2 separate regions of the Homo sapiens genome follow, and region 1 is linked to region 2. Evidence: chromatin contacts called from ENCODE Hi-C or POLR2A ChIA-PET data. All regions are on one chromosome and are shown on one strand. The core of a region is the stretch at or near the end of the contact, and the rest is flanking DNA. Distances in the headings are between cores, read along the strand shown. Region 1 has its middle 14 kb from the start of CD27. Region 2 overlaps CD9 (CD9 molecule).

Evidence for each region. A loop is a pair of places that touch in the nucleus more often than their neighbours do. ChIA-PET counts read pairs that join two places held with the same protein, here RNA polymerase II (POLR2A). Pooled maps may share reads with other maps.
Region 1: a loop to region 2 is called in a map of PC-9, with 13 times the contacts of the local background. The contact joins two enhancer-like sites. A Hi-C loop is called at or near these places in 1 of 168 maps with a recorded cell type or tissue (PC-9) and 1 of 50 pooled maps. POLR2A ChIA-PET finds 5 or more read pairs at or near these places in 4 of 52 experiments (GM12878, H1, HEK293T and 1 more).

What each region holds. Positions count from the first base shown.
Region 1 is chr12:6,429,041-6,432,189 of GRCh38, forward strand. No RefSeq gene overlaps it. Among named protein-coding and RNA genes, the nearest start is that of CD27, 14 kb to the right of the region's middle. Within about 2 kb of position 1,616, at least 31 of the 41 ENCODE cell types and tissues checked have a DNase peak (open chromatin) inside an H3K27ac peak, as active enhancers do; they include PC-9, where a contact is called at or near this core.
Region 2 is chr12:6,214,531-6,217,481 of GRCh38, forward strand. The region is part of intron 1 of CD9 (CD9 molecule); the gene reads left to right. Among named protein-coding and RNA genes, the nearest start is that of CD9, 16 kb to the left of the region's middle. RefSeq lists enhancers at 1-322, 323-824, 825-1,328 and a silencer at 653-947. Within about 2 kb of position 1,566, at least 24 of the 41 ENCODE cell types and tissues checked have a DNase peak (open chromatin) inside an H3K27ac peak, as active enhancers do; they include PC-9, where a contact is called at or near this core.

The DNA.
Region 1 (3,149 bases), core at 366-2,865, 210 kb after region 2:
GCGTGATCTCTGCTCACTGCAAGCTCCGCCTCCTGGGTTCACGCCATTCTCCTGCCTCAGCCTCCCGAGTAGCTGGGACTACAGGCGCCCGCCACCACGCCCGGCTAATTTTTTGTATTTTTAAGAGACGGGGTTTCAGCATATTGGCCAGGCTGGTCTCCATCTCCTGACTTCGTGATCCGCCCGCCTTGGCCTCCCAAAGTGCTGGGATTACAGGCATGAGCCACCATGCCCGGCCCAAAATGTGAAATTTTTATGCATCAAAGGGCACTATTAAGAAGGTAAAAAGACAACCCACAGTATGGGATAAATTTTTTTTTTTTTTTTTCTGAGACGGAGTCTCGCTCTATCGCCCAGGCTGGAGTTCAGTTGTGCGATCTCGGCTCACTGCAAACTCTGCCTCCCGGGTTCCACACCATGCTCCTGCCTCAGCCTCCCGAGTAGCTGGGACTACAGGCGCCCGCCACAACGCCTGGCTAAATTTTTTTTTTTTTTTTTTTTAATTTTTAGTAGAGACGGGGTTTCACTGTGTTAGCCAGGATGGTCTCGATCTCCTGACCTCGTGATCTGCCCGCCTCGGCCTCCCAAAGTGCTGGAATTACAGGTGTGAGCCCCCGCCCCGGGCCAGAGAAAATATTTTCAAATCACTTATCTAGTAAGGTCTAGAATTCATAATATCAAAAAGAAAAAAAAAAAAACTCTTGCAACTCAGCAACAAAAGACACAAATAATTTAATTTAAACACGGGCAAAGGACTTGAACAGACATTTCTCCAAAGAAAATATACAAATGGCGATGAGCACATAAGAAGATTCTCAACATCATTAGTCTTAGTGAAATACAAATCAAAACCACAATAAGATACCACTTCACACCAACTAGGGTAGTTATAACTTTTTCAAAAATAGAAATGTATCTGTGATATTTGCACATCTTTGTGAATATAGTAAAAGCACTGAATTGCACATTTTTAAATGATGAAAATGATTCATTTTATCTCAGTAAAAGTCTAGCCACTGAATTGTACATTTTTAAATTATTAAAATGATTCATTTCATCTCAGTAAAAGTCAACAGGCACCAGGGATCCCTTCAGTTTGGGCTGGAGGTCAGTGCAGTTTGGGGGGTCATCAAATGCTGAAGCAGAAGGAGTTTAGGGGTCACGCAAGTCCCAGCTGCCGTGTGACAAGTGAGGTAAAGGACACACCCTCTGTGGAGGTCTGAAGTCCCCTGACATTAGTAAGGGAGGGACAGCAGAGATCTCCCCTGTCACCACGAGGCTTTTTTCAGCCCCCAGGGCAGATGGCAAGTGTATACCATGTTTGGCACCCCTGTGATTGGCAGAGGCAATGCAGGTTGGGTCTGGAGGACAAGATTGCTGTGGGGGAGAGCCAAGGGTGGACTTCAGAACACTGGTGGTGACATAAGGGTAAAAAGGCCTTGGTCACAAAAGAGGAAACACAAACAGCGCGATCATGGAAAGACGCTCAGCCTCCCCGGGAATGGGAAGAGTGCACACTGAAACAATGAGACAGCACTTTCCTCCAATGAGATGCTCAAAAACAGTTTGCTAATACGAAAGCCTGGCAGGACGTGAGGAAATATGTGCTATCATTCCACTGCTGGTGGGAGTGTGAATTGGTAGGGCCACTCTGGAGGGCAACTCGCCAGCATCTGTTAAAGTGAAAAATGTGCACACCCTGTGACTCAGCGATTCCGATGCCCCGCACTTATTCTAGAGAGACACTCCCACATGCACAGCGAAGTATGAGATGTTTATGCAACACCACTTACGATAGTGCATTGTTGGGAACAACCTAAGTATTCGGGAACCAGGAGAATGGCTAAAAAGCCTCTGCACATCCATTCTCTATTTAACGAAACGAGTAGTTCTAGAAGTATAAAATGAAATGATCTCCAAGACATATAACTGGATTAAAAGCACGAAAAGCAAATCGTAGGATACATACTGTATATCATTTATGGAAAGAACAAAACAAACACAAAAATACAACTGTGCTGGGGCCGATGGACAATTGTGCCTGGCAGGCTGAGTCATGAGGCCAGTTAACAAGCCTTTCTCTATCTGCAAAAAGAAGTACTTTAGAAAAGCAATATAAGAAGAACATGGACCAGGGGCAGTGGTTCATGCCTGTAATCTCAGCACTTTGAGAGGCTGGGGTGGAAGGATTTCTTGAGGCCAGGAATTTGAGACCAGCCTGAGAAACATAAAGAGACCCAGTCTCTACATAAAATTAAAAATCAGTCAGGCGTGGTAGTGTGCACCTCTGGTCCTAGATACTCTGGAGGCTGAGGTAGAAAGATCTCTTGAGCCCAGGAATTCGAGGCTACAGTGAGCCATGATTGTGCCACTGCACTCCAGCCTGGGTGAGTAAGCAAGGCTGTCTCTAAAACACAAAAAGAAGAAGAACATGGAACTGCCAGACTTGGGCTATTTCATTTCCCAGAGATAATTTTTTACCGAGTGGAGAGAAAATGGGTGGTTTGTTCCTTAGGCTCTATTTCTTGCTCTGTGCTAGAATTATCGCAGCTTTGTGTAAGATTTCCTTCAGCAAATATAGGTAGCCTGCGATGCCCCAAATAAGAAAGGAAAAGACAAAGTCAGATGTTACTGCTGTCGGTCATCTCAGGTATGAAAAAGAGAGGCAGGCCCCTTGCCAGGGAGAAGGAACAACCAGATGCTGTCCATGAGGCACTCTCCTACCTCTCCTAAGACAGGGGTCGCCCTTGCTCTGAAAAATTCAAGCAGAGAATCCTCAGGAGGAGTGGGGCCAAGAAATCAGAGTAAGAAATATTTGATTATTGCTTAATAACATTTTAAGTAGAAAATAAAATAATTTTTTAAAACAGGCTGGCCGGGCGTGGTGGCTCACGCCTGTAATCCCAGCACTTTGGGAGGCTGAGGCAGGTGGATCACGAGGTCAGGAGATCGAGACCATCCTGGCCAACATAGCAAAACCCCATCTCTACTAAAAATACAAAAATTAGCTGGGCATGGTGGCATGCACCTGTAATTCCAGCTACTCGGGAGGTTGATGCAGGAGAATCGCTTGAACCTGGGAGGCGGAGGTTGCGGTGAGGCAAGATCATGCTATTGCACTCCAACCTGGTGACAGAGCGAGACTCTGT
Region 2 (2,951 bases), core at 316-2,815:
TAGAGACTGGGTTTTACCATATTGCCCAGGCTGGTCTCCAACTCCTGAGCTCAAGCATTCCGCCCCCCTCTCAGCCTCCCAAAGTGCTAGGTCAGGTCAGAGGCCTGACCATCAGCCTCTGAGTGTATTCTTTTAAAAAATTGTTTTTCTAGAGTTCGGGGAGGTTTGAGGAGAAGTCCAGTCTCATGCATAACAGCGAGCTGGCCTAGGGAGCACAGCCGGCTGCAGAATTCAGGGGGGAGGTTCTTACCAGGAGTGCCCTGCTGCAGGTTGTGGGAGCCTCTCACGGGCCCACTGAGTCACCAGGGCCTGTTACCAGAGGAGAGTTCACGCAGGCAGGGCCTGGGTGGTGGATGTGCATTTGGGAGCCAAACGCAGGTTCCAACTTGAGCCCTTTACCATGACTTCCTGGCTCAGTGGGTTCAGCACAGAGTTGTCCAGCCGTTCTCTCTCCTTTCTTACCTCTTCCTGCCTTCCCACCTCTCTGCATCCTCACCCTTAATGGTCACAATGCCGCATTTCCAGGGTGACCCCAGGTTCCCTCCCCGTGGCTCACAGTGCTGGTCAAAGCATTTGAGCCCCCAAATGCCCCACTCTCCAGATCGGAGTGTAAAGTAGTAGGTGCCAGTCCTGCTCCCTCGTGGGGCTGGGCAGTGAGCTCTCCCTAACACACACAAAGCACCTCCAGCTCAGAGGAAGCTCACACCTCCCATCCATGCCTTCAGGCTTTTCGGCACTGGCATTTAGAAAGCTATTCTCTGGATTCAGAACCCCCAGAGAGAGCTTTTCTCTGTCCTTCCTGATTATTGGTGTGTAAATGAAGGCCTAGAGTAGTGGTTCTTAAACTTGAGCGTGATGAGAGTCACCTGGGGAGGTGTTGGAAAACAGAGTGCCGGCCCAGTCCCACTCCAGTTTCACTGAGTGAGTCTAGGAGGGAACTGCGAATTTGCATGTCCAGGTTCCTGGGTCATCCTGCTGCTGGTCTGGGGTCATTTCGAGAGCTGCTGGACTGGCATAGAGAAGAGTTTCCTGGGTTGCCTTTGAAGATAAGAATTTCTGAAGGTTTGAGCACTGCCTTCAGACAGTGGCTCGGTAGAAGTCCCAAGAGCAGAAGTTGTCTGGAGAGGAGAGATGGCCCCCAGGATGCGCCTGACCAACCAGTCATACCTACAAAAGGGAGTTCTGGTTCTCTAGGGCTGTGATCTCTGGGGCTTTTCAACTTGGCTGTAGTAAAACTAAAGTTAGTAATATGCCCTGTTGTCATCTAGAAATTCCGCCATGAGCTATTACAGTAGTTTAGTTGGGACGCTTAAGGAGAGCAAGTCGTGGCAATTTCTTCTGCTGATTACAGCGGAGTTTTGGTTTTCTTGTTCCCGGTGTTTACTGTGTGGTGGAGCTGGATAAGGGAGCACCCCAAAGCCTCTAGTCCTGCCCAAGTGGCTTTGCCCTTCCAAAGACAACAGCCCCAGCCTTCATTTGGAGGTGGGAGAGGAGGACACAGAGAGGGTTGGAGGAGGCTGTGGGCATCGGGATCCTGTTTGTTCTTGCTGGCACTGCCTGGCCCGGCTTCCTGAGGAGTGAATCAGCCCATCCAAGGCTTGGCATGCAGTAGTGAGCCAAGGGTTGCCATGGAGATGGGCGAGGCCCAGAGCCCACAGGTCTGGGTGGCCTGACTTGTTTTTAAATGTTGAAGTCTGTGCGAAGAGGGAGGGCCTATCTCCACTTCTGTGGCTTTCTTAAAGCGTGACTGGTATTTTGGGGCCTGGAAAACTGCTGGTGTGGGAAACTTGCATCCCCAGTATTTGGTGTGTTGCTTACTTCCTGGGTGCTATGGACAACTATGACTAATGCTCTCCCAAGTTTAGTAGATGACAAAAACAAAAACCAGGGCTGACAAGCATCTTATTGAAGGAGGGTGATAAAGAGGCCAAGGTTTCCTCTCCTGCCCAACCCAGGAAAATCCCCTCTCTCTCTGTTATCTGCTGCTGTAATAACTCCTTTCAGCAGGGTTAATTTGCCCACGGAAGCAGTTTGTGATCCAAGGAAGGACAGAAGCCTAAAATCTGAGCCAACAGTCTCCCTTTAGCCTTCCTTCCCCACTTTCCTTTGGCCATTCCCATCCAGTCTTAGTGGAGCTCTGGATGGCAGTTTGCAGGTGTGAAGCAGATAAGTTTATCCATTTTCCTCCACTACCCAGCGCTCACACAGACTCCCACACAAACCAGGAAACAGAACCCCAGTGTCCTAAATTCCCCCGCTGCCACCCAGCCGCCTTCTCCGATCACAGGAGGACACAACAGCCGTCCACAGAGGGCCCATGAATTGACCCAGTGTCACCTCACGTCTTTCTCAGGGTTTATTATTATTGTCATTTTTTTTCCCTATGGAATCCGGCTGGCTGTAACACTTCACAGTTTTCAGAATGTTTTACATGCATCACTTTATTTAATCCTCTCCTTCAACCTACGTTGAAGGCAGGACAGGTATCATACTGTTTTTTTTCCACAAACGAGGACTGTAACGTTCAGAGAAGCTGAGGAAAGTGTGTAGTGTCAGAGAGCTCCTAGGTAGCAGTGCCAGAATTAGAGCCCAAGTTTATATCCATCACAGTCCAGTCATTCTCAACAGAGGCGTGCAATAGAATCCCTGGGAGCACAAAGAGTCCCCTGGGATTGCTGAGGCAGGTGCATGTTTAGAAATCCCCCAGGTAGGCTGGGTGCCATGGCTCACACCTGTAATCCCAAGCTTTGGGAGGCCAAGGTGGGTGGATTGCTTGAGCTCAGGAGTTCAAGACCAGCCTGAGCAACACGGTGAAACCCTGTCTCTACAAAAAAAATAAGAAAAAAAAAAATTAGCCATGTATGGTGGCTTCCACCTGTGGTGCCAGCTACTTGAGAGACTGAAGTAGGAGGATCGCTTGAGCCCGGGAAGCAGAGGTTGCAGTGAGCCAA